Linked DNA regions of Homo sapiens: region 2 is linked to region 1. The links are chromatin contacts, found by Hi-C or POLR2A ChIA-PET in ENCODE. All regions are on one chromosome and are shown on one strand. Each heading gives the region's core, a stretch centred on a gene start or an enhancer-like site at or near the end of the contact. The rest is flanking DNA. Distances are from core to core; before and after follow the strand shown. Region 1 holds the start of ADPGK (ADP dependent glucokinase). Region 2 holds the start of HMG20A (high mobility group 20A).

What was found. Hi-C counts contacts between places; a loop is a spot of excess contacts on that map. ChIA-PET counts read pairs that join two places held with the same protein, here RNA polymerase II (POLR2A). Pooled maps may share reads with other maps.
Region 2: a map of CD8-positive, alpha-beta T cell shows a loop between it and region 1 (14-fold over the local background). The contact joins the promoter of HMG20A here to the promoter of ADPGK in region 1. A Hi-C loop is called at or near these places in 1 of 168 maps with a recorded cell type or tissue (CD8-positive, alpha-beta T cell) and 6 of 50 pooled maps. POLR2A ChIA-PET finds 5 or more read pairs at or near these places in 1 of 52 experiments (T-cell).

What each region holds. Positions count from the first base shown.
Region 1 is chr15:72,782,393-72,785,352 of GRCh38, reverse strand. It overlaps ADPGK (ADP dependent glucokinase), which reads left to right and starts at 1,595. Exons shown (of 7, transcript NM_001365225.1): 1 at 1,595-1,894. The coding sequence starts at 1,662. ADPGK-AS1 (ADPGK antisense RNA 1) reads right to left here and starts at 2,518. Exons shown (of 3, transcript NR_040107.1): 1 at 157-2,518. RefSeq lists enhancers at 1,070-1,279, 1,330-1,389, 2,150-2,219 and a silencer at 1,440-1,899.
Region 2 is chr15:77,419,402-77,422,361 of GRCh38, reverse strand. HMG20A (high mobility group 20A) reads right to left here and starts at 1,474. Exons shown (of 10, transcript NM_001304504.2): 1 at 1,358-1,474. PEAK1 (pseudopodium enriched atypical kinase 1) reads left to right here and starts at 2,258. Exons shown (of 10, transcript NM_001385026.1): 1 at 2,258-2,356. RefSeq lists enhancers at 973-1,022, 1,413-1,462 and silencers at 1,913-2,232, 2,483-2,652, 2,663-2,872.

The DNA of each region.
Region 1 (2,960 bases), core at 346-2,845:
GGAGCAAGAAAGCCCCAGGCAGGTTTCTGTCCACATCACTTTAATGTGGAGCACTCTCCTAGTCCTCTAGATCTGTCTGTTCTATCACCTTCCCACAGTTCAGCTTCCTGTGCTCCCCAAAACTTCACCTTGGAAACATATTTAACTGGTTCTGACCTTTAGCCTTGTGTGACTTTGTGGGTCCACAGCCAATATCAAATAACTACAGACAACAGAAACTTGGTTAAAATTCTCAATAGAGGGAAATGATCGCTGGACAGTCAGCAGACTCGCTGTTTTCAGGTCAGCTGCTGGCTCAGTCCCCTCTGGGTGCCAGGGAAACCTGACAGCTGAGGGTTGTGAGAAGAAGCAGTTTCTCTAGGAACTGACTGACATGTCTCCCTAAGGAGAGAGAAGTGACAGGCAACTCTAGGGAAGATGGCTTTCATGGCTTCATAAAGATCTGACTGGCTCTTTGGCTTCTTTTCCAAGGTAGCCCAAATCTGTTCCTGTGTGAATATCTTTGTCGAAAGGGATGGCATGGTCAGGTAGGCTGGGTAGGATGAACTGCGGGAAGGTAGATGACCAGGATGGGGAAGTTCTGATGAGGTGGGGCTGAGGAGAATGAAGACTAATGCCCAAGATCAAAGTTAGGGAAATAAAGTTTCGCTGCCAAGTCCAAAGGTCAGGGTCACAGTGGAAAACTGGACACAAAGCCAAGGTCAGGAGCCGAGAGAATTGGAAAAGTGGAAACAAACCAGGGAACAAGACTAGGCCGGGCATTGTGGCTGATGAGAATGAGCTGGTACCCAGCCTAGCTTCACTGTCTCTCAACCTAGCCTCATGCACAGAAAAGTATCAGCGAAGAGAGGGCTGGGTTTAAGTGATGTCACCAAGGGGGAACAAAAGAAAGCAGCGTTTCTCAACCCAGGTCCATAACTCTCGTGTTGTGCACAAGATTGTGTACATTTTCCAGAGTTTGTTAAAGGGAACAGCGCCCCCAAAAGGGTTAAAGTTTGATTGTGGAATAATCTGGTTATCCAGAAGAGAACGATCTCTGCGGGCTCTCCTGTCTCGACGAAGTCCTTTAGTGGCTGAGGGTCTCGGCCACCTTCCAAAGGGGCGGAATCCCCCTGCCTCGCGTACCCCAGGGGTCTCGGCAGCGCCGCTATTCTGTGAGCCTATTCCTCTCAGAAGCGCCGAGCACTAGGCCTGGAAGAGGACAAGTCTAGCAAATGAGGGGACACGGGCGGAGGGAGGGATTAAAAGATGGGGGTGTGATCCGTGCCAATGGGGACACCCACTGGTTCGAATATTAACGCGAGGTTTGTCCGCTTCTTCACAATCTGTCCGTTTCGTTTTACTGCGAAAGCAAATGTGTTCCCATCCCTCTATTTGGGGATACGATTAGAGTTCCGGGAAGGGGGTGCAGCGCCCGGACTGGCACAACCGCCGTTGTCCCACCTCCTCCGGGGCGGCAACACCGCAGTGCCAGGCCTGGGACTGAGGCGTGGGGTCCCCCCTCGCTCCGTCCTGGCGCCGCCCGTCGCCCCGCCCCTTGGGGGGCCCCGTGGCGCACCCTTGTGACGTAGCGCTTGTGTCGACATCGGCGCGCGCCGAGCCCGGAAGAGGCGCGGGCTAGGAAAGGAGTTGGTTCGCGCAGGTGCGGCGCCTGGGTCCCCATGGCGCTGTGGCGCGGCTCCGCGTACGCGGGCTTCCTGGCGCTGGCCGTGGGCTGCGTCTTCCTGCTGGAGCCAGAGCTGCCAGGCTCGGCGCTGCGCTCTCTCTGGAGCTCGCTGTGTCTGGGGCCCGCGCCTGCGCCCCCGGGACCCGTCTCCCCCGAGGGCCGGTTGGCGGCAGCCTGGGACGCGCTTATCGTGCGGCCAGTCCGGCGCTGGCGCCGCGTGGCAGTGGGGTGAGTGCCAACGGGGCCTGGGTCTCTGAGCCTCCGAGGTCGGCCTTGGAGGTCGGGCGGAGCCGCGCAGAAACAGGGCTTCTCAGAGGTCCCCGGGAGGCGCTGCTGTCCGCGCTGGCCCCTTGGCGAGAAGTGTCGGACGTCTGAGTGGAACCCGGTTCGTCACCGCTGCTCTTTCCACTCGGCTGGCCTCTGCGCCTTTCTCTCATCCCGGTAGGACCAGCCCTAACAGCTTCTTGCTAATCCCGCTTTGTCTGACACCTTTCTCCGAGCCTTCTTCCTCGTTCCAACTTTTAGCCCCTTCTCTTCTGGCGACTGTTGTTTTGCAATCAAAGATACTTGACCTTACCCACTATGACAACACTCTTCCTCTTTCTTCTGAACTTCTTGAAGACGCGTGATGTCTGCCTTTACCCACTTTCGAAACGCCGTGTAGTCTAGAAACCACACGACTGTACTGCAACTCCTCTCAGATTTGCCTTTTTGAATCTTCATTATCTACTCTGCAGCCTTCCACGCATTGAACACGCCCTTCTCCGTGAAATTCTTTTCTTCCCCTGACTTCAGTGACACTGCATATTTAAGGTTCTTCCAAATGACACTACCTCCTTTCTTTGTACTTTTCCTTGGGAATGTAATTATTTTCTTTATAGTATTGATACTGTAAACACTAACTTTAGTCCCTGTCTCAGTTCGATTTGACTTTCTTGCCGTAATCTCAGAGTTATGTATAACCACCACATAAAAGCAGGCCCTCTACCATGTAGCTCACTACTTTCTGTGGAGTGTTGGGGCCGGGAGGGGTAAAGTAGAGCAAACTTGGCCTGAAGATTAAATGACATCATTCATGTAATCTCTCTAGCATAGTGCCTGCTTTAAAAAGCATTCGATATTAGCTATAATTTTGGGGTTTTTTTTTTTTTTTTTTTTTGGACACAGGGTCTCTCTCTCTGTCGCCTAGGCTGGAGTGCAGTGGTGCAATCACTGCTCACTGCAGCCTCGAACTCCCGAGCTCAAGAGATCCTTCTGCCTCAGCCTCTGGAGTAGCTGGGACGACAGGCAAGCA
Region 2 (2,960 bases), core at 225-2,724, 4.6 Mb before region 1:
ACAGGCGTGACCAAACAGCTTTTTAAAAAAACTATTATAGAATTAAAATAATCGCAGAGTCTGAGGCTAGATTAAGTACAATCCCAAAAGAAAAAGTACACAGGCCTTATTACTTCAAAAATTCTTGCAAGACAATACAGTTCTAGGTTCACTGATATATATACTAAAATTACTAACATTCAGATTTCACAAAGTAAGCTTCAAATAGATTGATTCCTTCAATACACAGACACACACCCTTCTAAGTATTGTGTTATCTGACAACAGAACCAAGGAATCAAAATTATTGAGTGTTTATTACCGCCTCACATATAGTTTATTAAAAATGAGCTACTGAAAACCAGAAAGTTCTTATTGACCTTTTGTCCTTTGTGAGCCAACTTTTTCCTGTTTAGAATCTGAGCTGAGTCTCATGACCCTTGCTTTATACTTTAAAACCACAAAGAACAGATACCATTTAAAAATCAGTGATGAATTAAATTACAAAGGAGGAAAATGTAATAAAATACAACTTTCAAAAATGTTACGTGTAAGCTACACATAAGAATTTTTAAGGCTGAAGAAGCTGTTCTCAGGCACAGGGCAAAACCTGTAGCCCAAAATCAACAGTCCTAATAATTTAAGATGTCAATTTTATCAGTTAAGGTAACCTCAAATTTGAGTACTTCAGTGTGATACTTTCATTCTGCTAAGATGAAAATGCCCCAGATTTTATGTAAAATATTCAGTCCCCTAAATAAAAAGTTATCTCCTTAAAAGAGAAGCTAGATTTCCTGTTGCATGTCAAGGCAGAGGGCACCACACTTCACCCAGCCAAGGCTGGACTTGAGTAGGGGTGCAGGTGTTGGCAATTCATCAGTCACACAAGCTATGTCGTCTTGCAAAGGTGCATAGAGATTTTTAACAAGGGCTTTCGAATTCTTTGAAGAAAACACAGACAATTTTGCTGGGGAGGAAATGCTCCATATTCCACGTGGAAGCAAACTCATAAATTCTGACTGCAGGTTGGTGTTCAGCACAACTTGGAATAATCTAACTTTTCACATAAAACACAATCCCCAAGCTGCAAGATAATGTCTCCGCGAATGGCACCAAGCACCACCTTTTCAAGCCCTCATCAGCACTGGAAGTGGGTCGGACACCCCCAAACCATCACCACCCCCCCACAGGAAGTGAGGGTGTCCCCCCTCCCCAGGACGGCCTTCCTCCCCTCCCCCAACCGGAAGTTGAGGCGCCCCCATTCAGCCGGCCTCCAACTGAGACAAACCAGTACCACCACCACCAAAAGAGGGGTGATCTTCAAGGGGTGAAGGGCATCTCGACTGGGGCCACCCCCAAGCTCGCCTTGCTTACTGACCTGCTGACGACAGGGGCAGGAAGGGGCCTAGGGCCAAAAGAAAGTCCCTTCCACAGAGGACAATTCCCTCAGCCCCTCTCAATCGCCTTCACTTCACGCACTCGTCGTCTCACAGCTGGACAAAAATTCTTCCGCAGCACTTTATTTTGGTGTCCTTTCCTTTTCTTTACCTAATCTCTTAACCACCTTTCCACAGGTAACTCCTCTTACCGCATAGCATTTACAATTGCTCCGGTGAGAAGAAAAATGAAATATTTTCCACGGTACCTTCACAAAAATGAAGGGATTATTTTGCCCCAATGCGGCGAAGGACTACGTGGTTACGCAAGGTGAGCCTTATTTTCGTGGAGGTTTCTGGGAGATGTAGTTTTTTTTTTTTTATTGCGAAGGCCCGCAGAAAGTAGAAGAACTGAAATTGGTCATGACTACATATTAGCGTCCTCGAAAACATATTCTGTATTCGATGACGGCTGACCTAGCGGGCCCCGACGCCCAAATGGGCCCAGACTCCCCTGGTCTTTTCCTCTGCGGCTTAATCGAACCCAAATTTTCCCTCACGCGGGCCCAAGGTCTCGGCAGCCCCGCCCCTTGTCTTAGCCCCGCCCTCCGCAGCCAATCAGGCACCCTTTAGGTCTCGTCCTCTGGAGGTTGGAAGGCAGAGAGGAGGGGCCTGGCGGTGACTCCTCCCGCTGGGGCTGAGGGAGACCTGGGAGACGACCGGGGCCCGTGAGCGCGCGCGTGCTCACGGCTCCAGGAGCGCGGCGAGCGGGCGAGGGCGCGCGCGGAGGGGCGGCGCGCGGGGCCGAGAGGAGGCGGGCAGGCTGGTGGGCTGGGCGGGCGGCGAGCGGCCGGGAGCGCGCGGTGGACTCGGCCGCGGCGAGTAGTTAGTTAGTTGTTGTTAGTCAGTGTCAGTTGCTCGGCGGCGGCGGCCGTGGTCACCAGGAAGGGGACGGGACGGACGGTGATGGTGGTCGCCGCGGCGGCGTGTGCGCCCCTCAGGTAACAGCGGCCCGGCTGTCCGCGTCCGCTCGGTTGTCTTCTACTCACGCGCCGTCTGTGGGACCAGGGTTGCCGCGGGTTGAGGGCGCTGACCCGGGGGAATCCGGGCGGGGCGGCGCGGGTTCTGGGTGGCGGCGCGGGTTCTGGGTGGCGCCGCCGCCGGGGCTCTGGCGGCCGGTGCGTCCCGCCCGGCGCGGGCTCTAGCTCCCCGGCCACCCCCGCGCCCCGCCGGTGCCGCGCGCCCCCTGCCGCCCCTGCCCCCTCCCTCGGCGGCGGCCCCGGGAGCGCGACGCCCCCCAGAGGAAGGAAAGTTGGGACCTGCCGCGAGGGACGCCCCCGGGCGCGGCTGGGAGGTTGCGGGGGAAAGTGAAGCCTGGAGGAGCTGGACGCGGGGAGGCCGGGGCAGGAGGGGCTTCTCTGGCTCCTGCCGGGTCCACACGGTCAGCCCGCTCCCGCACCCGGGAGCATCGGCGCAGCCTCGCCGGCAGCGTCGGGACGGAGCCGGGTGGCTCCCTGCCTGCTCCCTTCGCGCCGCGGCTGGGGAGCCCGCGAACGTGTGGGCTGGCGGGGTCGTTTGGGGGTTGTGAGTGGTTCGGCTGCTCAG